Regions from separate parts of the Homo sapiens genome. Here region 2 is linked to region 1. Evidence: chromatin loops called from intact Hi-C (ENCODE). Cell type or tissue: sigmoid colon. All regions are shown on one strand. Each heading gives the region's core, and the rest is flanking DNA. Links, peaks and the distances in the headings are about the cores only.

Region 1 (15,915 bases), core at 8,214-10,713:
TCGGCCACCTTTGGCTAAATCTCATTATAATCTCAGGTATCCTATCCTATTATCCATGTAAGTATACTTATACTTGTCAGTTTTATTTCAAAAATATGATCCCTGAACTTTTGACATGTAAGCCAGTAATGATTTTAAATACTGCTGGGACAGGAACGCTGAAAAAGGTCGGATTCTTAGCAAAATTATGGAACATAATCATCAGCCCTCTCATATTTCCTCTGTGTTCCCACCCCTTGTTATGGTATTAACTAAAATTTGAGGTGGAAGCTGAAGAGGTCTTAAGCATTGATCCTCCCAGGAGTGTTCTTTTATTTCCTTGGAAAATATTCATTTAAAAAAAAGGCCTTCAAGAATTAATGAAATGAAGCATTAATAGTGGATTGACATATGGAACAGGAGGGCCTCAGTTTACCAGCACAGTGCTATGGTCCCAGGCCCTTCCACTCTTCCTCCCGGGAGGTGTGAAGCTCTGCAGAACTGCTGTCCCTCTGCCCATGTGCCCTTCCCCTTGTGTCCTCCTCTCCCTTCCCACCTCCTCCATGTCCCTGCAACTAACTGCTCCAGTGTCACCATACATCCTGAATTCCTACCTAAGAGTGAATGAATAAAAACAGATGTGCTACTTTGGAGAAGAATGACCTCTGGCCAAATCATAAACTAACTGAAAAGACCTGAAAGGAACAACCTAAATGATGAGCCCTTTATCTGGTCCTCAATTAAGGTCTAAGCACATGAATTCAGCCAGTCTACTCCCTCCTCCTCATCAAACTCCTTCGTGTTTGCTGAAGTAGTTACCCACCTACGGTTCACGTCAGACATCTTTCCTCTGTCCATTAGGGCTTGGCTGGAGAGTCTTTTGACCTGAATGATTTGTGTGAGCCTGCCTCAAAAAAATCAATTCTGGCAAATGAACTCAGAGTATTTACAATAAATAAACCCTATCATTCCGGGATGGATGACTTTCTGTTCTTGGACAGCTATTTTCTAGTTTGATGCTTCAGAACCACTGCCTGTGCCATTCACTCCACCCACCCCTCCTGCTGTCTTGTACCAGCATTAGACTTTGCTCTTGGGCTCCTTGTTTTTTTTTCTGGTTCTCACCCAGAGTCAGTCCTTCTTGCCCTTATTTCTTTAATGAGAATGATTTCCCTTCTGAAAATATGATCCAAAATATACACCGATTCTCCCAGGAAAAAGTACGTGCTCACACACACAATTTTACATACAATTTCAGTATGCTCATGGATGATCCTGTTAGGTCCATGATCCCTTATCTTGGGAAACTTTGACAAATTACATAGGCAAAGTTAACCCAATCTATTAGAGAAAAAGTATACCCTGCATTTATACATGCATATAGTTCATAGCTAAGTTCATTAGGGAACAAAGTTTGTGGGACTCTTCTTTTTTTTTTTTTTTTTTGAGACAGGGTCTCATTTTGTGGCCCAGGCTGGAGTGCAGTGGTACAATCTCAGCTCACTGCAATCTCCACCTCCCAGGTTCAAGCGATTCTCATGCTTCAGCCTCCTGAGTAGATGGATTACAGGTGCCCGCCACCACATCTGGCTAGTTTTTGTATTTTCAGTAGAGACAGGGTTTTGCCTTGTTGGCCAGGCTGGTCTCGAACTCCTGACCTCAAGTGATCCACCTGCCTTGGCCTCCCAAAATGCTGGGATTACAGGCATGAATCATCGCGCCCAGCCTGTGGGACTCTTCTTGAGAAAACCACACTATGAGAACTAACCCAAAGTCTGCTCACCTTAGGATACTTTGAAGATGTATAGAGTCAAAGATTCAGGCTTCACTTACTGTAGCTAGAGGAATGCCAACTAGTCTACAATTTTTGCTTAAGGCTCCATTTTTCTATTACCCAAAACATAATTTGAATTATCATTTCATTTGAAAAATGTCATGAATAGTTCATATTTCCTTTTCCATGCCTTTACCTTTCCTACATCATTTTTTTTAGAGGTGAGGAAAAAGGAAACATGATCAGGATAAGAAAATCCAATAGCATTTGTTAAATACCTGCGGTGTCACCATTCATGAGTTTCAGAGAGCAATTATATGACAACTCAGGTTGCTGAAGTATAATCGAGTTAAGATCATTCTCATGTAGAACAAATCCTGAGATGTGAAGAACTTAATGGTGTCATTATAATTACTGAGGATTATAATTAATTTTGGATTATGAGTGTCCATGAACTTGAAAATGACAGTTTAAGTGCAGTTTGGCTCTTTATGGAGACATTTTTACATTTATAGATTGAAATATAAGGAATATAGTGTTTTTTAAAGTACTTTCAAAGCCTTCTTCATAAAATCTATTATAAATCCCCAAACCACTAGTTAAGTTACTTTGAATCTACAAATTCCTGAGTAAAAGGAGAGTAGATGGAAAAGGAGAGAAATAAACAGAAATGTTGCAATTTTTGAAAAGTGGTATTTCTGTTATTCAACATTTTTGAGCATGCATACATTCTTACTACAGAACATTAAAAAGAGCATTAACAGCATGTTTGCAGGCTCAACATGTAGCCAGACAGAGTACAATGGAAACTACCACTGTGGGACATGACTCTGGAACCAGAGGAGGGATGAATTCCTGTCCCTCACATCTGCCTCATTGTAGCATCTAAGGCAGGATGAATGGGCTGTTGTCTTAGGGAATGAGGGACCAAGGACCCAGGGGCTGCTCCAGATCCGGTATTAAAGGAGGGCGGTCCTGGTTAAGAACAGGGCTAAGGAACATCTCCTGGAGCTGTTTCCAAAGCGAGCCTATGGTTTTCTCTTAAATTATAAAAAGTACTGCCCATAGAGTGCACTTATTTGGGATAGCTTGAGGAAGGGTGATGGAAGCTATCATGTGTGGGGGTGTCCTTAAAGTCCCACTCTGGAGCTTCTATTACACCTGCTTTCCTGTTTCTCCCACCCTCCCCATGCTGTTCTCAGAAATACCTTGCTAGCCACTGTTCGCTGGATCTCTCGCCTGAGCCACACCCTTCTCTGCTTCCTGCCCTTCAGTCAGCCTCATTTTACTGCTAGCATCACCTCTGCCTGCAGGTGCTGATGGAGGTGACCAGTCTTCTGGGTGAAGTTAGCTTACTGGAGCTTTCATCACCGTGTCATCAGGGCAGCTTAAGATTCTTCATTAAGACCACTTAATGTTGCCGGGTGTGGTGGCTCACACCTGTAATCCCTGCACTTTGGGAGGCTGAGGCGGGCAGATCACCTGAGGTCAGGAGTTCAAGATGAGCCTGGCCAACATGGCAAAACCTCATCTCTACTAAAAATACAAAAATTAGCTGGGCATGTTGGCGTGCACCTGTAGTCGGGAGGCTGAGGCAGGAGAATTGGTTAAACCTGGGAGGCAGAGGTTGCAGTGAGTTGAGGTTGCACCACTGCACTCCAGCCTGGGTGACAGAGTGAGACTCTGTCAAAAAAAAAAGACCACTTAATAAGTGCAATTATTTCAGAGGGGTTTCAGTGACCAACCCTCATGGTGACAAAAGTGGCTCACACTTATTGATTAGCTTCAATTAGTCTATTCATTCAAGGGCTTTGCATGAATCTACTCATTTAATCCTCACAATAACTAGACATTAATTTTGCTCATTCTCAAGCTTTGTAATAAAGAAAGAGTATGTATTCTTTTGAGTAGCTTCATTCATTCCACATTACTTTCTTTCATTTCTGTATAGCATTCCACTGAGCAAATGAGAACAGGATTTCCTAGCTTAGGTTTATATGAAGACTATTGTGTTAACAGCTCAACAGAGCAAGACAGGTTTTTTTTCTGTTTAATTCCAGCATGACTCATGTTTGAGTTACTAAAGTTCTTTAGACTTTTTTTTTTTTTTTTTTGAGACATGGTCTCACTCTGTTGCCCAGGCTGGAGGGTGACAGCAAACTCCTCCCCCCAGGCTCAGAAGATCCTCCCCCCTCAGCCTCTGAAGTAGCTGGGACTACAGGCACATGCCACCACAACCAGCTAGTTTTTGCATTTTTAGTAGAGACAGAGTTTCACCATGTTTGCCAGGCTGGGCTCGAACTCCTGAGCTCAAGCAATCCTCCCACCTTGGCCTCCCAAAGTGTTGGAATTACAGGCATAAGCCACTGCACCCAGTCAGGAATATTTTCATTACACTTTAAAAATTAAGATTTAACTGAAAGAAAAAAAGAGGAAAGCATTTAGGGTTAAGAGTACTTGTTTGTATTGAGAGTTAGTGGGGGAATTCTGAAGCTGTTCTGTGAGCCCCCTGAAGTTTTCAGGTGAATGCTAGATCTTAATAAAATTTAGCAAAGGGTATAGAAGAAAGGGCTTCAGAAGCTGAGGCCATAACTTAGGGGACAGGAAGAAAAGAAGGAGTTAAACTTTTAGGTCATTGTTCTCATTCTCTAGAAGTTAAATTTCCAATAACTCTTCAATCCCAAATGTTTTCATACCCACAGAGAAGTGTGCTAGAGATAAACTCTGAATGTGTTTGTTTAACCCAAACTTCTAGATTTGGATAAACTGACACTTGAAGACATAGAAACTTGGATGGTCAGTTTCTTTTAGTTACCCCTTTTAAGTCCATAATTTGTAAGAGAATGGAAAATAACCCCATCATTTCTTTTTTAGAAAAGAACAAAGAATATATTCTCCTTAAAATGTCAACAAAAGTGTATAATTCTCTTTATTCTTGCAGGAGTTTCCCCTTGTTCAAATTAAATAAATATTTATTGAGCATCTACTGTGTGCAAATCCCAGTAATAGGTACTTTCAGTACATATAAATGAGTGACAGACATTTCCTTCTATTGAGGCACTTAAGATTGGGAGAATAGGTGAGTTAAAAATACAAAGAATATCGACAGACACAGTGGCTCATGCCTGTAATCCTAGCACTTTGGGAGACTGAGGTGGGCAGATCACCTGAGGTTGGGAGTTCAAGACCAGCCTGACCAACATGGTGAAACACCATCTCTACTAAAAATACAAAATTAGCCAGGCATGGTGGCATATGCCTATAATCTTGGGAGGCTGAGACAGGAGAATTGCTTGAACCCGGGTGGCGGAGGTTGCAGTGAGCCAAGATAACACCATTGCACTCCAGCCTGGGCAACAAGAGCGAAACTCCATCTCAAAAAACAAACAAACAAAAAAACAAACAAAAAAAACCAAAGAATCAAAATTAAAGCTGCAGAAAATGAGGACTATCAGAAAGGCATGCACACACAAAAAAAGTGGTAAGGGAACCAAGAGAAAAGACTGATAAAATCAAATTTAGAACAGAGGAAAGATTTTATAGAGAACTCGGTAATGGCATTGGCTTTAAAAGACGGGCCGATTTTCATAGTAGAGAGAAGATAGGGAGCTGCATTTGCCCAGTGAAGAAAACAGTAAGGGCAAAGCTATGGAGACTGGCATATTAGGAAAACAATGAATAATACAACACATAATAATGCATAATAATAATACAAAAGAGAGATATGTGGACCCCTCCCTCCTGTGGTCCCAGTGTTCTGCCCAACACCATTTCTCCAAAAATTTATTGCATTTACTTATTGTCTTTGTTTGCTAGGGCTACCATAACAAAATACCTACAGGCTGGGTGGCTTAAACAACAGAATTTGTTTTCTGATAGTTTTGGAAATCCAAAATCAAGACTGTGTTATGGGATCTTTGGGGTGCCATTTTTCTGGCTGGAAATCTCTGTAGCCGGTGGTACCTTTGCCCAAGTTTTGCTCGGGCCTGCTGGGCTCTTTTCTCCTACTTGGCTAGGCAGGATGAACTTGTCTCACACTACTGACCTGGGTCCCATGCTTGTCAAGGATGAGTCAGGCGTGGAATGGTGAGGGGTGTGTGAATGAATCTGTGGTCCGGCCACTGCGCCCAGACAGACATGCTGGCTGCTGCAGTGGGGTGGGCAGCACCAGGTGCTGGCATGGGTGCTGGCTCTCTGAGAAGCTGCAGCTGAACCAGACGCAACACAAGTAGCTCATCATGGCTGGCACTGGGGAATATGGTGGCACCTGGAAGCTTGGAGATCCCAGGAACTGCAGGGCTTTAAAGAGGGAGTCACAGCCCTGGCTCAGGGAGCTCCAAGGTCTGGGATCCCCGAAGGGCCACAGCTCATCTCTCCTTTTCTTTGCCTGCAACATGGCAAGCAAGGGGCATGTTTCAGCTCTGTTTGCATTATAGCTCTTTTAGCCCCGCCATTCAATGGGTCCTGAGTTCTTGTCCTGTGACGAGGAAGAATGAGGTATGCAGACAAGTGGAGAGTGGGTAAGATGAAGCGGAGCTTTATTGAGTGATAGAACAGCTCGGTCTCCCACAGAAGGCAGCGCCTTTCTGTAGCTATGGTGTCCCATTGGCGAGTGTTCAGCTCCTGGCAGAGAGGAGACCCTGTTGTAGGAAGCTCCTCTCTGCAGACAAGTTATACCATTTTCTCTGCAGCTCTCAGCAGAGAGGAGTCCCTGAAGTGGGTAGCTCCTCTCTGCAGCTGTTCATCCCAATGTCTACTCAGCTCTGGATGAACCCAGGACTTTTATGGGCCTCAGAGGGGAGGAAGTGTGTGCCGATTGGTCCACAGGTGGCCATGGGTGGGCCGGGAAAAGGCACCAGGAGTTCCTACTCTGGTTCATGGGACTAGCAGTCCAGCCCACAGTCTTCAGGCCCTCCCTAGCCTGAATGTGGGGCCTCACCAGGGACCTGCCCACTTCTGCCCAGGAACCTGTCTGCCTTCAGCTGCCATCCATGGTATCCAGGCTGTAGTTGCCAAGGGGCACCTGCAGGCCAGTGCAGAGCTGCCCTTAGCCACCCTTGGCTTCCTTCCTATGCTTGTTGGTGCCCAAAGTCCAGAAGTGGCTGAGATGGCAAGAAGCTGGCATGTCAGCACTGCCCCAAGAGTGTGCACACTTGGCTGGGCTCCAACAGTGCCTGGGCTCAGCCTGACTTTGCTTCAAGATAGAAGCAGGTGCCTACAGCAGAGAGAAGCCAGGCAGTGGGAGCAGGCACTTCCAAGCCTGTGAGGGTAGGAGGAGGCCTTCCAGGGCCCCTAAGAGTGTAGAGATGCCTGGGTCTGCAGCCACAGTTTGGGCGGCTACAGCTGTGGGGGTGGAGGAGGGGCAGGAGGGGAGGTGGCTCCTGCCTGCTCCATGGAGCAGGAGGCCTGGATCTGCAGCCCTGGTTTGGGCAGCTGAAGCTGTGCATCAGAGGTTGGAGCTCCCACCTGCTCCCGGGCCCCAAGAGCACAGGGATGTCTGGGTCCGCAGCTGTGGCTTGGGCGGCTGCAGTGGCATCCAAGGAGCTCCTGCCCCAACTCAGAATGGGTGGGGCTCCCACTTCTCCCCAGTTCCTGCTGGCTTCATGGAGTGTGCAGCCCTGGCTGCGCCTCCCTGCTGCAGCTGGCATGATGGCAGCGGTTGCTACAAATGGCCTGCCACTGCCATCAACTGGAAGTCCAAGATCAAAGTGTTGGCAGGTTTGGTTTCTCCTGAGGTCTCTTTCCAGACTTGCAGATGGCTGTCTTCTTTCTCTCTGTGTCCTTACGTCACCTCTCCTCTGTATGTGTGCATCCCTGGTGTATCTCTCTCCTTTTACAAGAGCACCAGTCCTACTGGATTGGTGTCCTACCCTCATGACCTCATTTAACCCCTTTACCTCTTTAAAGGCCCTATCTCCTAATACATTCTAAGGTACTGGCGGGTAGGGTATCAACATATGAATTGGGGATGGGCACAATTCAATCCATAACACTTATTTAGTAATCTTCTGCTTATCATGAGGGAAGGGATCTGGTCTTGTTCATATCTCTACTCCATGTGCCTTAGTCCAATGCATGGTACATAAACATTTCTTAACCCACTTTTTGTTGATTTAGAGGTAGAGTGAAGACTATGGAGGTTGAAGTCAGGTGATGGAGAGATTTAGATGCTAAGAATAGGAGTTTAAATGCTTAGAATAAAGAAAGGGGCTGGGGGTTGTATGGTGAGAAGTACTATTCAAGAGAATTACTCTGTCAGCAATGTAGAGGATTTGTTGGAGGTAAGAGGAAAAGGAAGCAGGAAATTCTATCACTGTGGCCCAGGCCAGGGGCACTGAAGACCTGTTCCAAAGCTTGGATGTGACAATTGATTAGGAATGGAAGCAAAGGAGAGGAAGCAGTTCAAAAAAAAAAAAAAAAAGTTTGGGTTTTTAAACTTTATTTATTTTTAATTGACAAAAATAATTATGTGCATTTATGAGGTACAACATGATGTTTTGATCCATGCACACATTGTAGAAAGGTTAAATCCAGCTAATTAACATATCTAACATATCTATCACTTCATCAATTTATCTTTTTTCTTGTGAGATGTTAAAAATCTATTATTTTAACAGTTTTGAAATACACAATACATTATTATAGATCATTGAAACGTATTCCTTCAGTCTAAACTGAAACCTTGAACCCTTTGATCAACATTCCTTCGCTTCTCCCACCCTTCTCCCCCTCACCAGCCGATGGTAACCACAACCATCTTTCTGCTCACTGTTTCTATGAAATTTACTTTTTTAGATTCCACATATAAGGGAGATCACCCAGTATTTGACTTTCTGTGCCTGGCTTATTTCACTTAGCATAACTGAGATTTTTGAGCTTGATGACTTAAGAGAACAAGTCATGTTTCCATTCAAGTCAAAAGGTGGTGCTCAGGATGAATATGATGAGTTTGAGAAGCAGTTCAGCTACATGGATGCTACCTGAGAGATTTTCAATGTGGGAAACGAAAAGACAAGTTTAGTTCCTATTGCAAAAAAAGTTGAAAATGTGGGTCGGTTGTCCAAGAAAGAGCCGTAAGAGTAAGCTGCATGGTGGTCAAAACTTTGGCTGTTTTATTCACTCTTGTATACTCAGCTCCTAGTCAATGTCTGGCACATATATAATGTTCAATAAATATTTGTTGAATAGATGAAATAGGGATTGAGGAGTGATCTGCATTGCAGGCACTGCAGTGAGAGAGATGGTTGTTAAAATCGAAGGCATGAAAGAGGAAAAAGAGGGGAAGCAAGGAATAAGGCCAATTACTCCTACTTGACTTCAAATTATTTCTCTGCAAATTATGTGAAACACAACAGATAATTCTTATCAAAATCAAATAGAGAAAAATCAATCTCAGTACCTCTGCAAAAAAATACAGGCATTTGGGGGTGGGCAGGGTGTTGATAATGTGTTATCAAATAGCAACACCTAGTGATCAGTTCCGAAAACAACATGGGGATTTTTCAATGAGTTTTTTAGTGAAGTTTTTCATAGAACTCAGACATGCAGAAAAGGAAACTTATCGAAATTGACCAGTTTTGCAGGTGGTAGTAACAATGATAACTAATATTTGTATGACACTTAATAACTTATAAAATGCTCTCTTATACTTTATCTCATTTGATAACAGATGAATATTGTGGTAGAATAAAGGTGAGGTTGATGTAGAGAAGATGGTTGGGGTCTGGGCTACTTGTTATGATTGAATCCAGCACAGTGGCAGGCAGCCAAAGAGGAAGGTTTGATTTCTGAACAGGTTTTACTCCAACAATTTACCATAGAGTGTACGCAGGTCCTCCATCTCTGCCTTTCATTGCAGAAATGGTGGGTTATAAGCAGTGGTAGGCAAGAAAAGGGGGATTTAAAGAAGCATCTCTAAGGAGAGCCATGCAGCTACACACACACACACACACACACACACACACACACACACACGAATACGAACACATACGCATATATATGTGCACACGCACGCACGCGCACACACACACACCCTTTCTCCCTCTACCCACAGGTGAAAACTTAATCCAATTTGTCAGACCCTCTTGTTGATTTCCATTTGAACCTCATCAACCTTTTTAAATTTTCCTACTCTCAGTCCCTGAATCCTGAACTGCAGAGGCTGACTGCTCTGGGACTTGAATGCCAGTTCCAACACTTCCTTACTGCCTGACCTTGAACAAATCACTTAATCTTCTGTGTCTCAGTTTCACCACCTATAAAATGGGAGTAATAACAGAACCTACCTCCTAGGTTTGTTACGAGGTTTAAATGTGTTTGTATCTCAAGCACTTAAAAATTCCTATCTTATAATAAATATTAGCAATTACTTTTCTATCATCATATTCTAACTATTTATTTACATTTGATGCCTTTTTCCCTAAACTTCAGTTTCCTTGAGTATAGAATACTTTTTCCTTTTTTTTTAGAGATGAGGTCTCCCTATGTTGGCCAGGCTGGCCTCTAACTCCTGAGCTCAAATGATCCTCCTGCCTTGGCCTCCCAAAGTGCTAGGATTACAGGCATGAGCCACCATGCCCAGCCTCTTGAGTATAGAATATCGTTCATCTCTGAAACCCTAACACTTAGGTATGGCACATAGTAGGACTAGGTAAGCAGTTAGCTTCAGAGATTTCAGAGGAATAGCAGGATGTCTGAAGAGTTTCCTGGAATATGGTGCTATTTAAAGCAGGTCATATTAGGGGACCCAGGCAGGCTGTCCAGTCTAGAATTCTTAGCTGTCCTTAACTTGTGAATGGGCAGTCTTGGGTAGGCTAAAAAGGCACAGCAACAGAAATTGGAAGGGGATCCACGTACAAGAACTAAGGATAACATGGGCAAGATGACTCAGGATTCAGGAACAGGACAGAAACTTTGATAACAGAATTGGAGCAAATCCAAGGCTGGACTCTCACTGCATCTTTCCTGGATAGATTTAATAGTCTCGTAAGTCTCCCTTTTTCAATTATTTCTCACACTGCCACCAGAGTCAGCATTCTAACACTCTGATTATGCCATTTCCTTGTTCATAAATTAAATGTTCAGTGGCCCACTGTGTCAGCCATTGTCTCATTTTCAAACTCCTCTTCTATACTCAGTTTGGTGCTGCTGGGATCAGGACTTTGCAAACCACTTTTCTGTTTGCCAGCTGGCTCCAAGCTAGACTCTGCCAAGAGAGGTTGGTAGAGGGAGACTGCGAGGCTGGAGAAGAAAGAAGGAATTTTTTTCTGCTTCCTGTCAGTCTCACCCTAGTAATTCTTCTTCACCAGGCAGCAGCAATTAGTTTAGTCCCAGTACCAGCACTTGGTTCCAGTTGGCAGTTTTTCCAACACTTATAGGGGTAGCCTGATCATCGTGCCTCCTTCAAGACACCAGTAGCAGCCAGTCCATCCCCACCATATCCAGAGGTCCAGGTCTCAGCCCCACAGGGCCTTTCCTCTGAGCTCAGAGACACTAACACTCCAAGGTCTGAGCTTTAGCTCTGCAAAGTTCTTCTTCCAAACTTATAAGTGTTTTCGCTTTGTTTAAATATTGGTAAACATGTAACATGAAACTTACCACCTTCACCATTTTTAGTGTGCAGTTCAGTGGTGTTAAGTACACCCACATTATTGTGCAGCCAATACCCAGAACTCATTTCATCTTGCAAAACTGAAACTCTATACCCATCAAGTAATGACTCCCCATTTCCTCTTCCCCCCCATATTAATCCATTTTTGCACTGCTGTAAAGAACTGCTTGAGACTGGGTAATTTATAAAGAAAAGAGGTTTAATTTACCTACAGTTCTGCATGGCGGAGGAGGCTTCAGGAAACTTACAATCGTGGTGGAGGAGGAAGGAGGCACGTCTTACATGGCAGCAGGCGAGAAAAGAGCAGGGGAAACTGCCACTTATAAAACCATCAGATCTTGTGATAACTCACTCACTATCACAAGAACAGCATGGGGGAGACTGCCTTCATAATCCAATCACCTCCCACCAGGTCCCTCCTCCACACGTGGGGATTACAGTTAGAAATGAGATTTGGGTGGGGACACAGAGCCAAACCATATCACTCCCACAGGCCCCTGGCAACCACCATTTCTGTTTTCTGTTTCTATGATTTTGACTACTCTAAGTACCTCACATAAGTTGAGTCATACAATATTTGTCTATTTGTCCCTGGCTTATTTCATTTAGCATAATATCCTCAAGCTTCATCCACCTTATAGCATGTGTCAGAATTTACTCTCTTTTTGGAGTTGAACAATATTTCATTGTAGGTAATTAAAACGTTTATCCATGCATTCATTGATGGACACTTGGGTTACTTCCATCTTTTGGCTCTTGCAAATAGTGCCTCTATGAACATGGGTGACATAGTTTGGCTCTGTGTCCCCACCCAAATCTCATGTTGAATTGAAATTTTCGCTTGTCAGGAGAGGGGCCTGGTGGGAGGTGATTGGATCATGGGTGTGGATTTCCCCCTTGCTGTTCTCATCATAGTGTTCTCACAAAATCAAAAAATTTTAAAACACAAAATAGTTTAAAAGTATGGCACTTCCCCCTTCTCTCTCTCTCTCCTACCACCATGTGAAGACCTGTCTTGGTTCCGTTTTGCCTTCTGCCATGATTGCAAGTTTCCTGAGGCCTCCCCAGCCATGCGGAACTGTGAGTCAATTAAACCTCTTTTCTTCATAAATTACCCAGTCTCAGGCAGTTCTTCATAGCAGTGTGAGAATACAATGTGTGTACAAATATCTCTGAGTCTCTGCTTACAGTTCTTTGGAATATATATCTAGCAGTGGAACTGCTACATACTAGGTAATTCTATTATATATTTTTTGAGAAACTGCCATACTGCTCCATACTTCCAAGTTTTAATAAGTCCATATTCTTCTATTAGTTTCCTAAGCTCTAGGGAACAAAGCTTCTCCCTGAAGCTGCTTCCTTTCTGATACCTTAGTTATTTTTAGTTCTTTAATACCTATTTAATAGTTAGTTGTATTAAGTTGCTGCTCTTAAAATAACAGTTGTGATTAGTCTTTGCTGGAGATTAATTTTGTGGGAGGTAAACTTTACAAATTAATATTTAGTTATAGAGTATTCAGATTGCATTATGACTGGATTTGAGGAACAATTAATAGTATTCTGATTGGATTCAGATAGCTGTGTCCACTATTATGTGACAAATCAAGGACAGGCCCTTCAGCACATCCTCCAAGGGCTTCTCATGCACTGGGCCACTCCCACTTGGCCCCAGATCAGTTTTCCAGCCATATTCTTCATTCACCCTACCTTCTGCTCCAATGAGACCTCTTCCCATTCTCCCCACAAAGTCTTCAGCCTGCTCACCCTATTTCCTCCTCTTACATAGGAACAGCAGAACAGATGACTGGGTGCACCTGTTAGGTGCTGGACACTGCGGTAAGTGCTCTCATGCATGTCATTTCATTTTTTACTCAGAGCAACCTTGTGTCTTAGTATGTTCGGTCTATTATAACAAATACCATAAACTAGGTGGCTTATAAACAGAAATTTATTTCTTGCAGTTCCAGAGACTAGAAGTCCAAGATCAAGGTGCCAGTAGATTTGGTGTCTGGTGAGGACCTGCTTTCTGGTTCATAGTACAGCACCTCCTGACTGTGTCATGATGAAAGGGGCAAGGAAGCTTCCTTGGGCCTCTGTTGTAAGGGCATTAATCCCATTCATGAGGGCTCTGCCCCAGTGACTCATCACCTCCCCAAAAGCTCCACCTCCTAATATTATCACCTTGGGGATTGGGATTTCAACATACAAATTTATCAGGGGACAGAAACATTCAGACGATAGCACCTTGTGTCATCATTTTCCTAATTTTAGTCATAAGAGAATTAAAACTCAGAGAGGTTAAGTGACTTTCCTATAGTCACACAGCTAATTAGTTTGACAGCCAAGATTCCAGCAGCCTTAATATCTTTTTCCAGTGCTATCTATTTGTCAAAACCCTATCTAGTTTTCAACACTCTGGGAACATTCCACCTGCTCCATTAAGCCTTTGCCAGTCCTTCTATGTGGAATAAAATCTTCATTTTTCCGTTCACCAATAGCACTGTGTCTGAACCATTTTTAGAGGTGTTACAACATCATCTTACTTAGATGGAGTTTCTGTTTACTATATTTTTGTCTCCTTGAGGGCAGGCATCATGCCTTCTTCATCTTCACACTCCCACCACTGGAACTGAGCAGAGTGCCTTGTATATTATAGTACCCAATAAATGTTGATGAGCTTGAACCTCTAGGGATTACTTAGGGAGATTTGCACCACCAGGATTCATCTGTTTGGAAAATGGCTAGTTGGTTACCCTGTGACCCAGTGTTTGACTCTTCGGGTTTTGTAGGAGTCCGTATCAGTACAGTCAGACATTCCTTTTCAAGTGCTGCAAACATATGCTGTTCACAAAGCTCACTGGAGGATCTCACATCTGAAATAACCTCCCTCAGCTGTGGGGCCACACCCGGGGTTTGGCTGCCTTGAAGTGGGAGGCGTAAGGCAAATAATAGTGTTTAAGTCATTTGTTTTGTGTGGTTTCTATGTTTATTGGGATTCACTTGACCAGCCAATGTGGAATATTATATGTATAACATACATTATAATGACTATTGTTTATCTCCTTATGTGCAGCTACGGAGGACTTTGAAGGGATGTGAAAAAAGTGCTTAGATACTGTTTCAGGGGCATCCAGGACAAAGCCATGATTAATATCAAAGCATCATGCCCTCTACAAGGGCGTCCTGAGGAGGACGGCAAGTAGAGCACACCTGGCCTCCACACACCAGGCCATGTGCCCATGGGTGGTATCCTTCCAACGGGGTGCCTTTTTCTCATTCATACAGAGGCACTGAAGGGTCTGGTGGAAGGGCCCTATGACCACTCCATCTGATGAAGCTTTCCCCTAATTGCCAATGGTTCCTAAAGTTTAGTCCTTGGTCCACGTGCATCGGAATTCCCTGAGTCACTTACATCAAGAGATCCCTGGACCTTCTTGATGAAAACCTCTTAGGGAGACCAGGAATTTGTATTTTCAGCAAGTCCCCTTGGATGATTCCAATGCATAGTCAGACCTGTGGATGCAGGTGTGTTGGCCATCTCTTACCCAGTTTTTTGTACTGCTATTTGGCCCTTTGTGCATTTTAGACTTGCCTCCCTATTGAGAGCATAACTCCTGGAGGGTGGATATTCCACCATGTAGTACATAGCCACTGAGCACCTCACATGAAACAGGGTGTCAAGGAATGCATAAACTACGAGGGGCCCAATTCCTCAACAACAGGAGTTCATGCAACATGTAGATGTCCATTTGATAAATACTGCTTGAACACTTACTATGGGCTGGTGCTGTGCCAGGGACTGAGGAGACATAGCTCTACCCACATGGTTTCTACCGTCTGGGCTACAGACAAATAAACGGGCAATTACAATAGATTGTGGCAGCGTAGAAAGGAGAAGGGATGAGTGATGGGAGCCAGGGGAGAAGCAGCTTAGGCTTCGGAGGCCAGAGGTGCTCAGAGAATGCATCATGGGGAATCCTGGGAGTGAAAGGGTAGAAATCGTCATCTGGGCAGAAGAAACATGAGCGACAGCCTAGAGGTCAAAGAGAACTTCATTTGTTAAGGGAGGCTGGAGAGTAGGTTTTAAGGAGGGGATAAGGTTGGAGAGATAAACAGAAGCCAGCTCATGAAGGGCCTTGCATGCCACGGTAGGTAGAGTGGAGGTGGCCTTGGCATTAAGTGCAAATGTCCCTCCAGCACAGCAGACCTTTTATGTAGGAGCAAGTTTGGAACCAATGTCCTACAGCTTGAAGATTCCTGGCTCATCTGCTCAGGGTTAAAGGAAGAACATTGCTTTCCCCAGGAGGACTTCCAGACTGGCAATCGCCTCTCTCTGTTATGTCAGTCATGTTCCTTCCATCCCTCAGTGCTTGTGGGGGGTTAGGGGGCAGAATATTAATGTACAGGCTTGGCTAGGAAACAGTCCCCTGCATAGGGTAAGGAAGATATATTGCAGATTTAAGGGAATTGTTCAGTCTAGGAATTGGAAGAGCTGAGGAATGCAGTCTTGGCCCAGGACCAAGAATACCAGGTGCTGAAACAATAGGGAAAT
Region 2 (15,915 bases), core at 5,429-7,928, 890 kb before region 1:
GATCTTTTTCACACATTTAAAAGTCTTCTTTCATCAAAGTATCTGAAAGTCAGTCACATGAAGTTGCAAATAACAGATAATAGCTTAAAGTGTCACTCTTCTCTCCTAGACTCCTACAGGACAACCAGGGACAATCATCTTCACAGGAACCTATCCTCCCTGCTGGGTATGTAATTTGCATAATTTATAGCGCTGGGTGCAAAATGAAAATGTGCTTATCTTGTTAAAAATGCAGGAAAAAAACTGTAATTAAAATACTAAAATATAAAGCCTGTGCGGTGGCTCACGCCTGTAATCCCAGCACTTTGGGAGGCTAAGGTGGGCGGATCACTTGAGGTCAGGAGTTCAAGACCAGCCTGGCCAACATGGTGAAACCCTGTCTCTACTAAAAAGACAAAAATTAGCCGGGCACGGTGGTGGGGCGCCTGTATTCTCAGCTACTTGGGAGGCAAGAATCGCTTGAACCTGGGAGGTGGGGATTGAAGTGAGCCAAGATCGTGCCACTGCACTCCATCCTGGGCAACAGAGTGAGACTCTGTCTCAAAACAAACAAACGAACAAACCCCTAAAATATAAAGCTTTTTTTTAAAAAAACAATTTTTATAAAATGTAATAGGGATAATAGTGATATATGAGTAATGACTAAACCTACAAATTGCAAAAATGTACCATTTTTTGTTTCACCAATTTATATAATACAATGGATAATAATACTTTATTAATGTGAAATCTTGATTGGTCATAAGATTTTTCTGACTCACTTCTCTGCAAATCATTTCTAAAGCCATCAAAATTTATATATATATATATTTTTTTTTTAAAAAGGGGCTATGCTAATCTTCTCTGTATCATTCCAATTTTAGTATATGTGCTGCTGAAGTGAGCACCAAAATTTATATTTTCAAGATGATGACAGCAGAGTAAGAAATAAAAATAAAATCCTAAGCCTCCCAACCGACTGAATGGAGTGCCTCTCAGCCAAGTGGACCCCAGAGGAACCTTAAAAACTGAGTTCCCAGCCATAAGGGGATGGGAGGTCAGATACACCTCAATATGCCCTATCCTTATTCATCTTTAACCAGAAATTTTTCCTAAGGAGTACACGGAAATCAGCCCTGGGGAACAAGATACAGATGACTCTACTTCATTGCCTTTAGCCAGTCATCTGAGGCCATGACTGGACTCCCCCTTCCTTTTTGTGGTTTTTTTTTTTTTTTTTTTTTTTTTGAGACGGAGTCTCGCTCTGTTGTCCAGGCTGGAGTGCAGTGGCGTGATCTTGGCTCACTGCAAGCTCCATCTCCTGGGTTCACGCCATTCTCCTACCTCAGCCTCCTGAGTAGCTGGGACTACAGGCGCCCGCCACCAAGCCCGGCTAATTTTTTTTGTATTTTTAGTAGAGACGGGGTTTCACCGTGTTAGCCAGGATGGTTTTGAAGATCTCCTGACCTCGTGATTCACCTGCCTCAGCCTCCCAAAGTGCTGGGATTACAGGTGTGAGCCACCGTGCCTGGCCTTTTTGTGGTTTTAACACAGCAACTAACCAGCATTCCTTCCTGGTAAGAGATCACTGACCACAGAGTGGTTCTCAGCAGTTTGCAGAAGATGCACGTTGATGGTTTTTGTGTTCTCTGTTTCACCTTTTGATGTCAGAGGGCCAAAAACTCCACCCTTGGATCATGCAAGCATCATCATTTTTTGAACATGTGACGCATAAAGAGGCATGAAGCCCAATTGCACATGCACATGTTTCTCTTTTCATAAATATTCATGACTCCTCCTATTGTGTACTAAATATGTATACTTAGCCAAGCCATTCATTATACATTCCTGTTTTATCCATCCCTGCCTCGAAGTACCTGCTTCTGACTTCTGTCACAGGCTACACTTCCCAGCCTGTAGGAATGGCCACCTTGCAGATTGCAACACTTCATGAGAAATAAACCTCTTATTTCAAAATTTATGAACCTCACCACTCGTTAGTTGACAAGAGTATTAACCTAAGCATGGGGCCCCTCTTGGAGCAGGGCCCTTATGACTGCATAGGTTGCTGCCCATGAAGCTAGCTAGCCCTGCTGACCTTGTTGCTGGTTTTCCAGGAGTAGATGCCGAGACTGTGCTTGGTGTACAGAGTATTTATTAGGAATCAACATCCGTGGATGAGAGGAGGAGGAAGCAGTCTTGGGCAGAGGGAAAAGTCAAAATGTGATGCAATTGTGACAAAGCTTTGGCCATTCCTATGGGATGTTCTGGACCATACACGGCCCATCAGAGATGCTAGATTAAGCCAAAATGTCTGTGTCTTTATACCTTACTTCTATCAGTCATTGGATGTGAACTGCCCCAACTTTGGGAGGTGGGATTAGCAGAAAGTTTCCAGGTCTCAAATCCTTTAGAGTTTGTTTCAGTTGCAGAGAGCTAACTCAACCAAGGGCATGACCCTCCCAGGCTGAGCAACATCCTGCTTTCTCTTCTGAAGAAAACAGTAGCAAACCAAATCCAGCTCTCTATATATGATAATATATCACAGCCAATAGCTGAGGTCAAGAATAGTAGATTGACCTCGTGTGGTGACTCACGCCTGTAATTCCAGCACTTTGAGGTGAAGGTGGGAGGATCGCTTGAGGCCAGGAGTTTGAGACCAGCTGGGCAACATAGTGAGACTCTGTCTATACAAAAAATTAAAAAAAAATTAACCTGGTATGGTAATGTGTGCCTGTAATCCCAGCTACTTGGGAGGCTGAGGTGGGAGGATCACTTGAGCCTGGGACGTTCAGGCTGCAGTGAGACATCATCGTGCCACTGCACTCCAGCCTGGGTGACAGAGCAAGACCCTGTCTCAAAAAGAAAAAAAAAAAAAAAAGGAAATTGCTTAAACATTAGGGAATCAGAGAATCAGTCACTGATGGATTGATATATATTAACAGAATGATGCATAAAGATACAGATATAGAAAGGTTGAAAATAAAATGATGGAAAAAGATATACTATGTGAACAGTATGAGAAGGAAGCTGGCATAACTATATTAAAATCAGACATAATACTTTAAGGCAAAAATCATTATTAGAGTTAGAATGAGGTTGTTTGTGATGATAGAGGCTCAAATCAAGAGGAATGTTAAAAAGGAAGAGGGATAACTCAAGGGAAGGTCAGCGAAGATTGTGGAGGAAATTGTGTGTTTCCAGGAAGCTCCAGGCTCCTCACATTTTCCCCACCAGCCAGCAGATAGATATTCCATAGTTTAATTTCTTTAGCTTAGTGCTTTATTGTATAGTTAAAATTAAAAAAAAGAAAGCAAGAAAGGAAGGAGCCATCAAGTTATGAAAGGACATTGAAGAAACTTAAATACATATTACTAAGTGAAATAAGTTGTATTAGTCCATTTTCATGCTGCTGAAAAAGACATGTCTGAGAGTGGGTAATTTATAAAGAAAAAGAGGTTTAATTGACTCACAGTTTCACATGGCTGGGGAGGCCTCACAATCATTGCAGAAGGTGAAGGCACATCTTATATGGCAGCAGACAAGAGAGACCTTGTGCGGGGAAACTCCCATTTTTAAAACCATTAGATCTTGTGAGACTGATTCACTATCATGAGAACAGCACTGCAAAGACCCGCAAAAGTCATTATTAGAGATAGAATGGGGTTGTTTGTGATGATAGATGCTCAAATCATTTTTCCCCATGATTCAATTACCTCCCACCGGGTCCCTCCCACAACATGTGGGAATTGTGGGAGCTACAATTCAAGATGAGATTTGGGTGGGGACACAGCCAAACCATATCACTAGTCCGTCTGAAAAGGCTACATAACATATAATTCCAAATATATGACATTCTGGAAAAGGCAGAGCAATGGAGACAGTAAAAAAAAAAGATTTCTGGGTGTTTGGTGAGGGGTAGATGAACAGGCAAAGCACAGAGGATTTTTAGGGCAGTGAAAATACTCTGTCTGATACTATAATGGTGGATACATATTATCATATATTTGTCAAAACCCATAAAATATACCATACTAAGAGGGAACCCTAAAGTAAACTACAGTGATAATGACATGTCAACATAGGTTCATCGATTTTAACAAATGTACCTCACTAGTGTGAGACATTAATAATTGGGAAGCTGTGTGTGTGTGAACATCTTACTTTCTTCTCAATTTTTTGTAAAGCTAAAACTGCTCTGAAAAATAAAACTATTAATTAAAAAAATTAATAGGAGTCTGTGTACAGAGATTCTTTTTGTACAAGGAAAAAAACCAACTCAAATTAAGCCAAAAACAAAAGTAAATGCATGATAGGTCTTGGTCCTGCTGCTTGATGACTTAAATCTAAGGTTATGGCAAAACATCTGAAGCTCATTGCCAGGCTGTGATGGTGCAGGACCCTAAACAGAATGCTCACAATGGAGGGGCTCATGACATTAAGCCACAGAGGCACTATGAGAAGCTTGCCACAGGTGACAGCGACAGAGCTGTGAAACTTGCCTGTGGATCTATAATTTGGAAGTGGCCCACAAGATGAACTCCATGGGAAAGAGTTGGGCAGATAGATACATGGCAGGGCTGCTGAGTCCTGTGTGCAGGACACCCAACACGAAAACCTCATCCATTTTGTGCTGTCGCCTCTTTTCTTCCTCCAAAAACCCATATGATGTATATTTCTCTTACCTTTTTTCCCTGCAGTAAACCTAATCCTATAGATGCAAGAAGGCCTGCATATACAGAAGCAATCCCTGCAGTCAGCAATGGAGCCTCTCTTCTCTTAAGTGACAGAGAAACTGAGTCACAAAGTAGTCTAGGAGTAGAATGATGGTTGCTAGAGGATACAAGGAGTGGGAAATGTGGAGTTGGTGCTCAATGGAGATAAAGCTGCAGTCTTGGAAGATGAAAAGATGAAACCTGCGGTTTTGGAGATGGATGGTGTGATGGTTGCATAACAATGCGAATGTACTTAGTGCCACTGCACTGTACACTTAAATGCTAAACCTAGTACATTTTATGTTATATATATTTTATCACGGTAAAAAAAAGTCCAAAGTAAATGCATGCTAAAGATTCTGGAATGTCATTGTAAAACCAAGGTAGAATACGCATGCCTCAGGAATAACCTAAACAGAGACTCAGATAACATTGGGATCCCCTTTTCAAGGTGGGAGGAAAAGTGCCCAAACTTTATTTTTCACAGCTTCAACCATCAGATTCAAGTCCAAAAATCTAGGGAAAAAACTCATTGACCCATGTTGGGTCAGGTACAGTCTCCCATATCAATCAACTATGCACAAAATGTGCCCATGCCACCAGGACTGTGGGGTGTGTGGTGGCCAATTTTGGTAAATACTCCATGTGCATTTGAAAAGAACACGGACTTTGCTGCTGTTTGGTGCAGTATTCTACATATGCTAAGGAGGCTAAGTTTGTTAATTGTGTTATTCAAATCTTCTATATCCTTATTGGTATTTTTGTCTGCTTGTTCTATCCGTTACTAAGAGTATTGTATTAATATCTCATATTAAGATTGCATATTTTCCTTTTTGTCTTGCCAATTTTTATTGTACATATTTCGTGGCTATGTTGTTATAAGTATACAGTTTTACTACATCTTCCCAGTGAATTGATCTTTCATGATTATGAAATGTTTCTCTTTATCGCTAATAATGCTTCTTGCCTCAGGGTGTTCTTTTTCTGATATTATATAGCTATATCATCTTTCTTTTGGTGTTTGCATGCATTTCTTTCTGTACTTTTATTTTTAACTTTTCTATATCTTTATAGTTAAGCTATGTCCCTTTGTTGCTTTTAACTAGGCTGAGAATTTTTTTAATGCAATCATTTAGATTTAATGGAATTACTAATATGTTTGCATCTAAACCTACTTTCTTCTTTTTGCTTTTTGTTTGTCCCATCAAGTCTATGTTTTCCTTCCTCTCCTTTTTTTTTTTCCTTTCTTTTGGATTAACTATTTTTTATTATTTCATTTCACCATTAGACTGGTTTTTACTATCCTTTTGGTGGTTATCCAAAATGTCAATAATGCAGAGGCTAAGAAACCCTGACTAACCTCTTATTTTCTCTAAACTGGCAGTAAAATCTAGAGGTTTGATTGGATTCAGTTTATTTTTTGGGGGGTGGACAGAGGTCTTCACAGATGAACCTATATTGTACACCGTATTATATGAGAAGGCAATAATGTCCCATGCATAGATGCACAGATTGATAAGTGGGCTTAGGTGTTTCAGTCAGATCCATCTATTATAAAGTTCTCCATTCGCCTTTCATCTAATTGTGTTAGCATCCATTGGTGATGGCTACCTAGACTCATTATGTCATTAAGGGTTGCCAGACGGTGACTCCTCTATCACTTGTTCTCCTATTTGCTGCAATTCTTAAGAAGAGCATTGCCTTGCCAACTACTTACAGTCCACACAGGAAAGGTAGGATAAATGCATGATTGATGAAGCAGGAAAAGAGTGTTACTATGCAATATTACACCAAGCACTTGGTTTTAAATTAATCTGAGGCCTGTTGGAGGAAACAGACATCTAGGGGGCAGCAGAGACCACCAGTTGCTGGAGCCATCACTGATACCTTTAACATGAGTTACCTCTGACTGCTGTCGCTGCGCAGTTTAATTTCAGCTGGCTAGAATCCCAGCTGCTCTGAGAGGCCATATTCCCTTGCTGGCTGCAGTGAGGAGCTGGGTTTGTCTCTGGTGCCTCCTGGTCCTTGTTACCTGCTGCTGGAAGGTGAGAGAGTATCTCACCTGGGACTAGCAGAGGAACCCAGCAGTCCTGTGTTGGGGCTAAGGGGGAGATGTGGAGGGGAGAGTGGACTCTGTGACAAGAATGCAGACTCCATCAGTTCAACTCCCTGGGTGCATTCTACATAAAGTGATCGTTTGTCACTTTAAACAGTGTCAATATGGTATCTTGGATAAATGTGTGGGCTTTTAGCTAACACACTTGGGTTCCAATCCTACTCCTGCTACTGAGGAACTGTGGATGAAGCTCAGCTTTCTCACCTGTAGAATGTGGCTGGTGATAGTTGCTATTGCACGGCATTGTTGCAGAAGCAGGAGATGGTGTGTGTAAAGGGGTCAGCCGGGGACCTGATGAGCAGGCGTGTGTGTGCACCTGTGTGCTGTCGGAGCAGGGAGCCCCTCACTATTCCCTGGTGAGGCTCGGCCCAGCTCCCAGGCTGATAGCTGTGTTCAATGCCCAGCAGCCTTTCGCCTCCAGAGAAGTGTAGCTAGACAGGGTGCACAGGAGGGCTGGGCTCCAGGCTCCCATGCCCTCTGTGTCAGATGAGCACAGGAAGACCCAGGGTTAAAGTGACTTCTCCAGGTCACTCAAGAATGTGGCAGAGCAGAGGCTGGAATCTAGATTTGCAGACTCTCAGTCTTGAGCTTGTATTGGCTGCATCTAAGTTACTATTTTCTCTGGATACTCTTACTGCTTCTCGAAATCCTTAGGTTGTCTTGGTTTAAGTTGTAGTCGCAAACATTTTCAGAGACTCACACGTGAAATGAGCCCTCAGTATACATGTGTACTTTAATTCATACAATTATACTCATCACGGGCTTAACTATACTCTGTCTCTTACCAGTCCAAGAGTGTGAAATACAAAGTTTGAATATGACTTATATATTTAGCTAATTATTAATTCATCAAGCATGTATTGAACTCATATTATGTGCCAGGTTCTAAGTCACAGAAAGAAATTTGAGATAGGCTGGGTGCAGTGGCTCATGCCTATAATCCTAGCACTTTGGGAGGCACAAGCGGGTGGATGACCTGAGGTCAGGAGTTTGAGACGAGACTTGCCCACATGGTGAAAACCCATTTCTACTAAAAATACGAAAATTAGCTGAGTGTGGTGGTGTGCACCTGTAATCCCTACCTAGGAGGCTGAGGTAGGAGAATCGCTCAAACCCGGGAGGTGGAGGTTGCAGTGAGCCGAGATTGTGCCATGCCACTGCACTCCAACTTGGGAGATGGAGCGAGACTGCATCTCAAAAAAAAAAAAAAAAAAAAAAAGAAATTTGAGATAAAGGGAATAGAGACATAAGGATGAAAAATACAGTCCCTGCATGCAAGGAATTTCAACTTTAATGGGAGTAGTGGGGAAGATATGGAACGGAGAAGCCAACCTTACAATTCAGTGAGATGCATGGGCTAGCCTTTACCTTGAGAGACATTCTGGAGGAGTGATATTTGAACTTAATCTAGAAAGGTGAGTCATGCCTAAGCAGGGAGAGACCAGAGTGACTGTCCTTGCAGCCAGAAAGAGCATAGAGGTGTGAAAAGGCATTGTGAGTTTGGGGGGTGTTTCCAATGTTAGTTCTGCATGGAGGAGATATGGGCAGACAGGGTTGTGACGGTGACAGGGCTGGGACACCCAGACGCTGAGGGTCACAGTGCTGTACCAAGGAGTTGGGCTATCATCTTTAAGGCAAGGTGAGGAGCATTGAAGTACCTTAAGTGACAGGATCAGACTGTGGAGATTGGAGGGATTTGAGAGATTTGGAAGGCTATTGTTGTGCTGCAGGCTAGAAGGAATAAAGAATTGTACTTAAGTCATGGCTGTGGGGATGGAGAGGAAAGAAATGACTCAAGGGATGGTTACAAGAAAGACTGGACAGGACATGTGTTTAAACAGTGACCATGGGAAGGATCTGCAGCAGTGTTTTGGGACGAACCTTGAGAAATTGCTACCATCTGCCCAAGTTCCCACCTGGCTATTACAGGTTCAGCTTGAGGCATTTCTCTAAAATTCCTTGTAAATTGAAAGTCTAACAAGAACCTATACTAACAAGGACCTGTTAATGTTTTATCCTCCTTTGCCTTTCCTTTGAAAACCCAGTGGAGAACTCAGTGTTCTCTTTGGACTAGTGACTGGGGAGCTGGGGACGGGAGATGAGGCTCTTTCCAAGTGCAGCCTAGACCCTAACTGCAAGGGAGAGTGACTGAGGGGCTGTGGATACCACCTTCCCAGCTGATTTCACTGCCAGGCCTGCTGTGGGAACAGGCTTGTTAGATTTGAGGCTCCCTGGGCAGGATTCTTAACTCGTAAATATCTCCCTCTCTACCTGCTGTGGGGATTTCTTTTTTTACTGTCCATGTTCAAAATTGGATTAATTGTAATCCTTGATTCATAATACTCTCATTATTATTAGTCAACACATGGCTTTCTTTACTTTACTTTTCTTTTCTTTTCTTTTTTTTTTTTTTGAGACAGAGTATCACTCTGTCACCAGGCTGGAGTGCGGTGGTGCAATCTCAGTTCACCGCAACCTCCGCCTCCCAGGTTCAAGCGATTCTCCTGCCTCAGCCTCCCGAGTAGCTGGGATTACAGGCACACACCACCATGTCTGGCTAATTTTGTATTTTTACTAGAGATAGGCTTTCACCATGTTAGCCAGGATGGTCTTAATCTCTTGACCTCATGATCCGCCTGCCTTGGCCTCCCAAAGTACGGGGATTACAGGTGTGAGCCACCGTGCCTGGCCAGCACATGGCTTTCTTTAATTTCTTTAAGTTATTATTAGTAGTATGACGAACTGGGCACAGTAGCTCATGCCTGTATTTCCAGCTCTCTGGGAGGCCAAGGTGAGAGGATTGCTTGAGCCCACGAGTTTGAGATCAGCTTGGGCAACATAGGGAGAGCCCCATCTCTACAAAAAATACAAAAAATACAAAAAATTAGCCAGGCATGGTGATGTGTGCCTGTGGTCCCAGCTACGTGGGAGGCTGAGATGGGAGGATCAGTTGAGCTCAAGAGGTCAAGGCTGCAGTGAGCCACGATCATACCACCGCACTCCAGCCTAGGCAACACTGAGACTGTCTCAAAAACAAAACAAAAAGTATGATGAATTCCTATGTATCCACCACCCCACCCGAGAACTAAAAAATTACTTAAAACTTACGTCTCTCTATATGCTCCTTCCTCACTTCGTTTCCCACTCTTCAGGGTGAAAGAGACCACTATTCTGATCTTCGTGTATATATTTTCTTTTTTTCATGAGTTTTATTTCATATATTTGTATGCATATGTTATATTTTCCACATTCAAAATTTCTCCACTAAACAGGGAAAAGAGAAAGACCCTTTACATGGAGAAGAGCTAATATGCACTCCTTGAAATTAGAGCCTGGCAGCTTCCCGTATATAATTCTTATTAAAAATATTAAAAATTGGCCGAGTGCAGTGGTTCACACCTATAATCCCAGGACTTTGGGAGGCCAAGGCAAGCAGATCACTTTAGCTCAGGAGTTCGAGATCAGCCTGAACAATACGGTGAACCCCCCCAATCTCTACTAAAAATACAAAAATTAGGCAGGCGTGGTGGCGGGTGCCTGTAATCCCAGCTATTGGGAGGCTGAAATGGGAGAATCGCTTGAACCTGGGAGGTGGAGGATGTAGTGAGCCAGGATCGTGCCACTACACTCCAGCCTGGGTGACAGAGTGGGACTCCATCTCAAAAAAAAAAAAAAAAAGAAAGAAAAAAGAAAAAAAAAGTTAAGAATTCCTCTTTCAAAAAAAAAAAAAACTTTCAATAGAATGAATAGTCCAAGAAAACATCATGTTGGTGCTCCAGCATGTTACCAAGCACCCCAGGGGGCATATGTCCCCAGTTAGAGAGCCACTTCTGGCAAGGTGGCTCTGATAGGCTGAGAGAGGTACAGCCCTCTGGCCAAGGAAGTCAGGGGCTAGCTGCTGGGGTTGCAAGCACACCAGAGCTTGTGAGTTTGCAAACATACAGGGCTCCAAGGGGTGTGGGCATTGATGTTATGTGCCACAGCAACCAGTCCCTTAGCTTGGTCAGTGACATGGGACCTGTGTGATCTGGCTTAAGAAGGTACCAGGGCCAATTAGATTTTTCTCTTTTGGCAATTTAGACAGAGAAACACAAAGGGATTATTTGCTAGTAAGTTGTGAGAGCTGTATTAGGCAAGTCATAAGACAGAGTTGGAGCTGGAGAGGCTATGATAGGCCATGGGGAAGTCCAAGTTTTGCCGGAGCAAAAACAATGAGTAATCAGCCGGATGCGGTGGTTCACGCCTGTAATCCCAGCACTTTGGAAGCCAGGTGGGCAGATCACTTGAGGTCAGGAGTTCGAGATCAGCCTGACCAACACTGTGAAACCTTGTCTCTACCAAAAATACAAAAATTAGCTGGACGTGGTGGCAGGCGCCTATAATCCCAGCTACTTGGGAGGCTGAGGCAGGAGAATCACATGAACCCTGGAGGTGGAGGTTGCAGTGAGCTGAGATCATGCCACTGCACTCCAGCCTGGGCGACAGAGTGAGACTTCAATTCCAAACAAACAAACAAAAAATAATGAGTAGTTCAACGAGGCCAGCGGACAGCAGGACTGAATTAGACAGGTGACCAGAGCTGAAGCTTGCTAATGGGCGTGCAGCAGCGTAAGGACCCACCGTTCTGGTGCTGAGCCTGCTGGAGCCATGTGCAGCCGACATTCAGCAGAATTCACCTGCTGATTTTGGGAGGCCTGGCACCATCAAGGCTCTGGTTCTTAGATTTCTTGCTCTCACATATTCATAACTTACTTAATCCAACTTTCCATCTACCCCATGCCTGACCTGTGCCTGTACAGCTCAGTGTGACTGGAATAAAGCACACAATCAAGGTATGGTAGTTAAAAAAATGCCCATAAATTATTTGGTATTCCTTACTTTAAGAGGTGGAGGTAAATTCCTCTTTTGAGAGTGGGCTGGACATAGCAATTTGCTTCTAATGAATAGAATAAACCTGAAGTGAGTAGACAACTTCAGAGACTAGATTGTAAAAAGCAGTTCCCTCTCTGATTTTTGTATCACTTGTTCTGGAGGAAGTCAGCTGCCGTGTCATGATAACATTGAAACAGCCTAAGGAGAGACTTACGTAATGAAGAACCGAGGCCTCCTGCCCATGGCCATGCGAGTGAGCCATCCTGATAGGAGATCCTCCCACCACAGCTGAGCCATCAGTTGACTATAGCTGCAGTCGGTGTCTCATGAAAGTCTTAGAGGTCAGAACCATACAGCTAAATTCCCAAATTCCCTATGCACCGAAATGGTAAGATAATAAATATATGCTGTTCTAGACCACTGAATTTGGGAAAATTTGTCATCTGCAAAAAATAAATAATATATGTGTTGATCTGTCTTACATTAAATTGATAGTCACTAACTCAACTGGCCCTTAATGCCACCTGGCAGCATCATGTCTCTTATCCAATTTTCAATATCACTTATTTTATTTTATTTAAAAATTTTTTTGAGACAGAGTTTCGCTCTTGTTGCCCAGGCTGGAGTTCAATGGTGTGATCTTGGCTCACTGCAACCTCCACCTCTCAGGTTCAAGTGATTCTCCTGCCTCAGCCCTCCAAGTAGCTGGGATTACAGGTATGCACTATCATGCCTGGCTAATTTTGTATTTTTAGTAGAGATGGGGTTTCACCATGTTGGTCAGGCTGGTCTCAAACTCTTGATCTCAGGTGATCCACCTGCCTTGGCCTCCCAAAGTCCTGAGATTACAGGCATGAGCCACCATGCCCGGCCAGATCACTTACTTTATACCTCCTCTCTCTCTCTCAAATCTCCAACACCTCTGCCCCATTCTCACTCTCAGCTAATGCCCTTCACTCCTATTTCCAAGAGAAAGGTCAAAGCACTGAAAACAGAACTTCCCAAGGTCCAACTGTGACATCTATCCTCACACTGTGTCTGCCATCTACCCTGTGACAAGGGATGAACTGTCTGTGTCCTAAGGCCAACCTCTCCCCTTGGGCTCTAGATTTGATTTCCTCTTGGCCACTCAAAAACATCCCTCCTGAAATTCATCCCCCTCTCTATTTCTAGGTGGAAAGAGCATCGACCTGAGTCCAATCAGCTACTTACAGGTCAACTAAGAAGAGGACTGAGAGTTAACCATTGGATTGAGCAACATCAAGACCACCTGGATATTGGCCAATGGTTTTACCCTGACCATCTGCCCAGAGGGATGGTAAGAGAGAAAGGCAGGACAGAAATGAAAGGACAGTGAGAATACACACCACTTTCATGAAATTTTGTTGTGAAAAGAAAGGAAGAGGCCCGGCATGGTGGCTCACATCTGTAATCCCAGCACTTTAGGAGGCCAAGGCGGGCGAATCACCTGAGGTCAGGAGTTCGAGACCAGCCTGGGCAACATGGCAAAACCCCGTCTCTACTAAAAATACAAAAGTTAGCCAGGCATGGTGGCATGGGCCTGTAATCCCAGCTACTCAGGAGGCTGAGGCGGGAGAATCGCTGGAACCCAGGGGGCAGAGGCTGCAGTGAGCCGAGATCGTGCCACTGCACTCCAGCCTGGGTGATAGAGCAAGACTCAAGGTAAAAAAAAAAAAAAAAGAAAGAAAAGAAGAAACAGGACAGGGGCATGGAGTCAAGAGAGATTAAACATTTTCTTTTTTTAAGGCAGGAGAAACTATAGCAAACTTGTATGGGAAAGAAAACGATCCAGTAGAGACAGAGAAAACTGATGCAGGTGCATCTGTGGCTGCTTGGCAGCAGGAACTGAGGTCAGGGAAGCATGTGATATAGTGACATGCCCAGCAAGAACAACCTCAAAGTACACTCGTAAGTCCCCATATTGCATGTGGAGCTCTGTGAAGGGTTGCACGATGAACTTGAGAGAGACACAGTTCCTACCTTCATGGCCTTGTTTTCTAAGACTAGGTCAGAGGACTCTCCACATTTATGCCCTCTCTTTTCTATTGTATTGTATTTTATTGTATTGTATTGTATTGTATTGTATTGTATTGTATTGTATTGTATTGTATTGTATTTATTTATTTATTTGAGACAGGGTCTCACTCTGTCACCTAGGCTGGAATGCAGTGCCTATTTATGGGCATGATCATAGCTCACTACAGTCTTGACCTCCTGGGCTCAAGCAATCCTCCCAACTCAGCTTCCCAAGTAGCTGGGACTACAGGTGTGTACCACCACACCCAGTGAATTTCTTATTTTTTGTAGAGACAGCAGTTTTGCCATGTTGCCATGGCTGGTCTTGAACTCCTGGGCTTGGCCTCCCAAAGTGCTGGGATTATAGGCATGAGCCACTGCACCCAGCCTGTCCCTTTTCTAGCTAGTAGTTTTCTTTCAGAGGAAATCAAAATATCTCCCTATTTACGCTAAATATGAGTCCTGAACTGTTACAGCTTCTGGGGTAGATGAGGTTAGGGTCTCTGTCAAATGCCAGCATTCAGAGGCATATAAGAAGCACTCACTGTTTTCCTCTATTCACAACACATTTCGCTTCTGACACCAGATGTGTGGGTTTTTCCCCCACACTGAACAATTTTCCAACACCAGCTGGGTGTCCTACAATTTAACTCAATTCTGACACTAATTGCCTGGAGTTAGAACAAGTTAATGGCTCAGTCCTACAAGACCATCCCCACTTCAGAGCCCAATCATAAGTGGTGGGTCCCCAGGTCACCCACAACTTCTGTCTGACTTGGTTACAAATTGGAGGTTCCCACGACCTCCTCCTCATGTTCACTAATTTGCTAGAATAGTTCACAGAAAGCAAAGAGAAAAGTTACTAAGTTATGGGTTTATCATAAAACGATGCAATTCAGGAACAGCCAGATGGGAGAGATGCACAGGGCAATGACATGTCTTGGCTGTGTCCCTACTCAAATCTCATCTTGAATTGTGACTCCCACAATTCCCACATGTTGTGGGAGGTAACTGAATCATAAGGGTGGGTCTTTCCCATGCTATCCTCTTAATAGTGAATAAGTCTCATGAGATCTGATGGTTTTATAAGGAGGAGTTCCCCTGCACATGTCCTATTCTTGCCTGCCACCATGTAAGATGTTCCTTGCTCTTCTGCCATGATTGTGAGGCCTCCCCAGCCATGTAGAACTATGAGTCCATTAAACCTCTTTCCTTTACAAATTATGCAGTCTCAGATATGCCTTTATTAGCAGCATGAGAACAGACAAATACAGGCAAGGTATGGGGAAAGGGGTGCAGAACTTCCATGCCTTCTCTGGGCACACCACCCTCCCAGCACCTCCATGAGTTCAGCAGCCTGGAAGCTCTCTGAATTCTGTAGCTCAGGGATTTTTTTTTTTTTTTTAGCTGTGACCTTGCCTTTCTCTCTCTTTCTCTCTCTCTCTCTCTCTCTTTCTCTCTCTCTCTCTCTCTCTGTGTGTGTGTGTGTGTGTGTGTGTGTGTGTAGATTTCTTTCTTTATTATTATTTTTTAAACTTTTATTTTAGGTTCAGGGGTATATGTGCAAGTGCTGCGGTTTGGAGTTGTGTCCCCACCCAAATCTCATGTTGAACTGGAATTGCCAGTGTTGGAGGAGGGGCCTGGTGGGAGGTGACTGGATCATAGGAACAGTTTAATGGTTTAGCACCATCCCTCTAGTGCTGTTTTAAAAGTGTGTGGCACCCCTCCTTCCTCTTGCTCCCACTATGTAAGATGTGCTTGCTTCCCCTTTGCCTTCTGCTGTGATTGTAAGTTTCCTGAGGCCTTGACAGAAGCAGAAGCCTATACAGCCTACAGAACTGTGAGACAATGAAACATCCTTTCTTTATACATTACCCAGTTTCAGGTACTTCTTTATAGCAGTGTGAGAATGGACTAATAAAAAAAATTGGTACCAGAGAAGTGGAGCATTGCTATAAAGGTACTTGAAAATGTGGAAATGACTTTGAAACTGGGTAATAGGCAGAGGTTGGAAGAGTTTGGAGGGCTCAGAAGAAGACAGGAAAATGAGGGAAAGTTTGGAGCTTCCTAGAAACTTGTTGAATTGTTGTGGCCAAAATGCTGATAGTGATATGGACAATGAAGTCCAGGCTGAGGAAGTCTCAGATGGAGACCTCTCAGATGGAGCTTATTGGAAACTGGGGTAAGGTTACTCTT

Evidence for each region. A loop is a pair of places that touch in the nucleus more often than their neighbours do. Peaks named below come from ENCODE experiments on the same cell type or tissue, not always from the same donor. Only the 100,000 strongest peaks of a DNase experiment are listed, where the experiment ranks them.
Region 2: a loop joins it to region 1, with 5 times the contacts of the local background. A loop is called at or near these places in 25 of 110 quality-filtered maps.

What each region holds. Positions count from the first base shown.
Region 1 is chr1:222,786,248-222,802,162 of GRCh38, reverse strand. No RefSeq gene overlaps it. Among named protein-coding and RNA genes, the nearest start is that of DISP1, 21 kb to the left of the region's middle. In sigmoid colon, for the core only: a CTCF peak has its summit at 9,235 (motif pointing left); no DNase peak of the experiment used is centred there.
Region 2 is chr1:223,675,023-223,690,937 of GRCh38, reverse strand. LOC105373281 (a long non-coding RNA gene) reads left to right here. Exons shown (of 3, transcript XR_949164.2): 2 at 110-166; 3 at 12,856-13,120. It also overlaps the pseudogene RNU6-1248P. Among named protein-coding and RNA genes, the nearest start is that of CAPN8, 17 kb to the right of the region's middle. In sigmoid colon, for the core only: CTCF peaks have their summits at 6,339 and 6,541; a DNase peak (open chromatin) is centred at 6,577; H3K27me3 peaks cover 344 bases.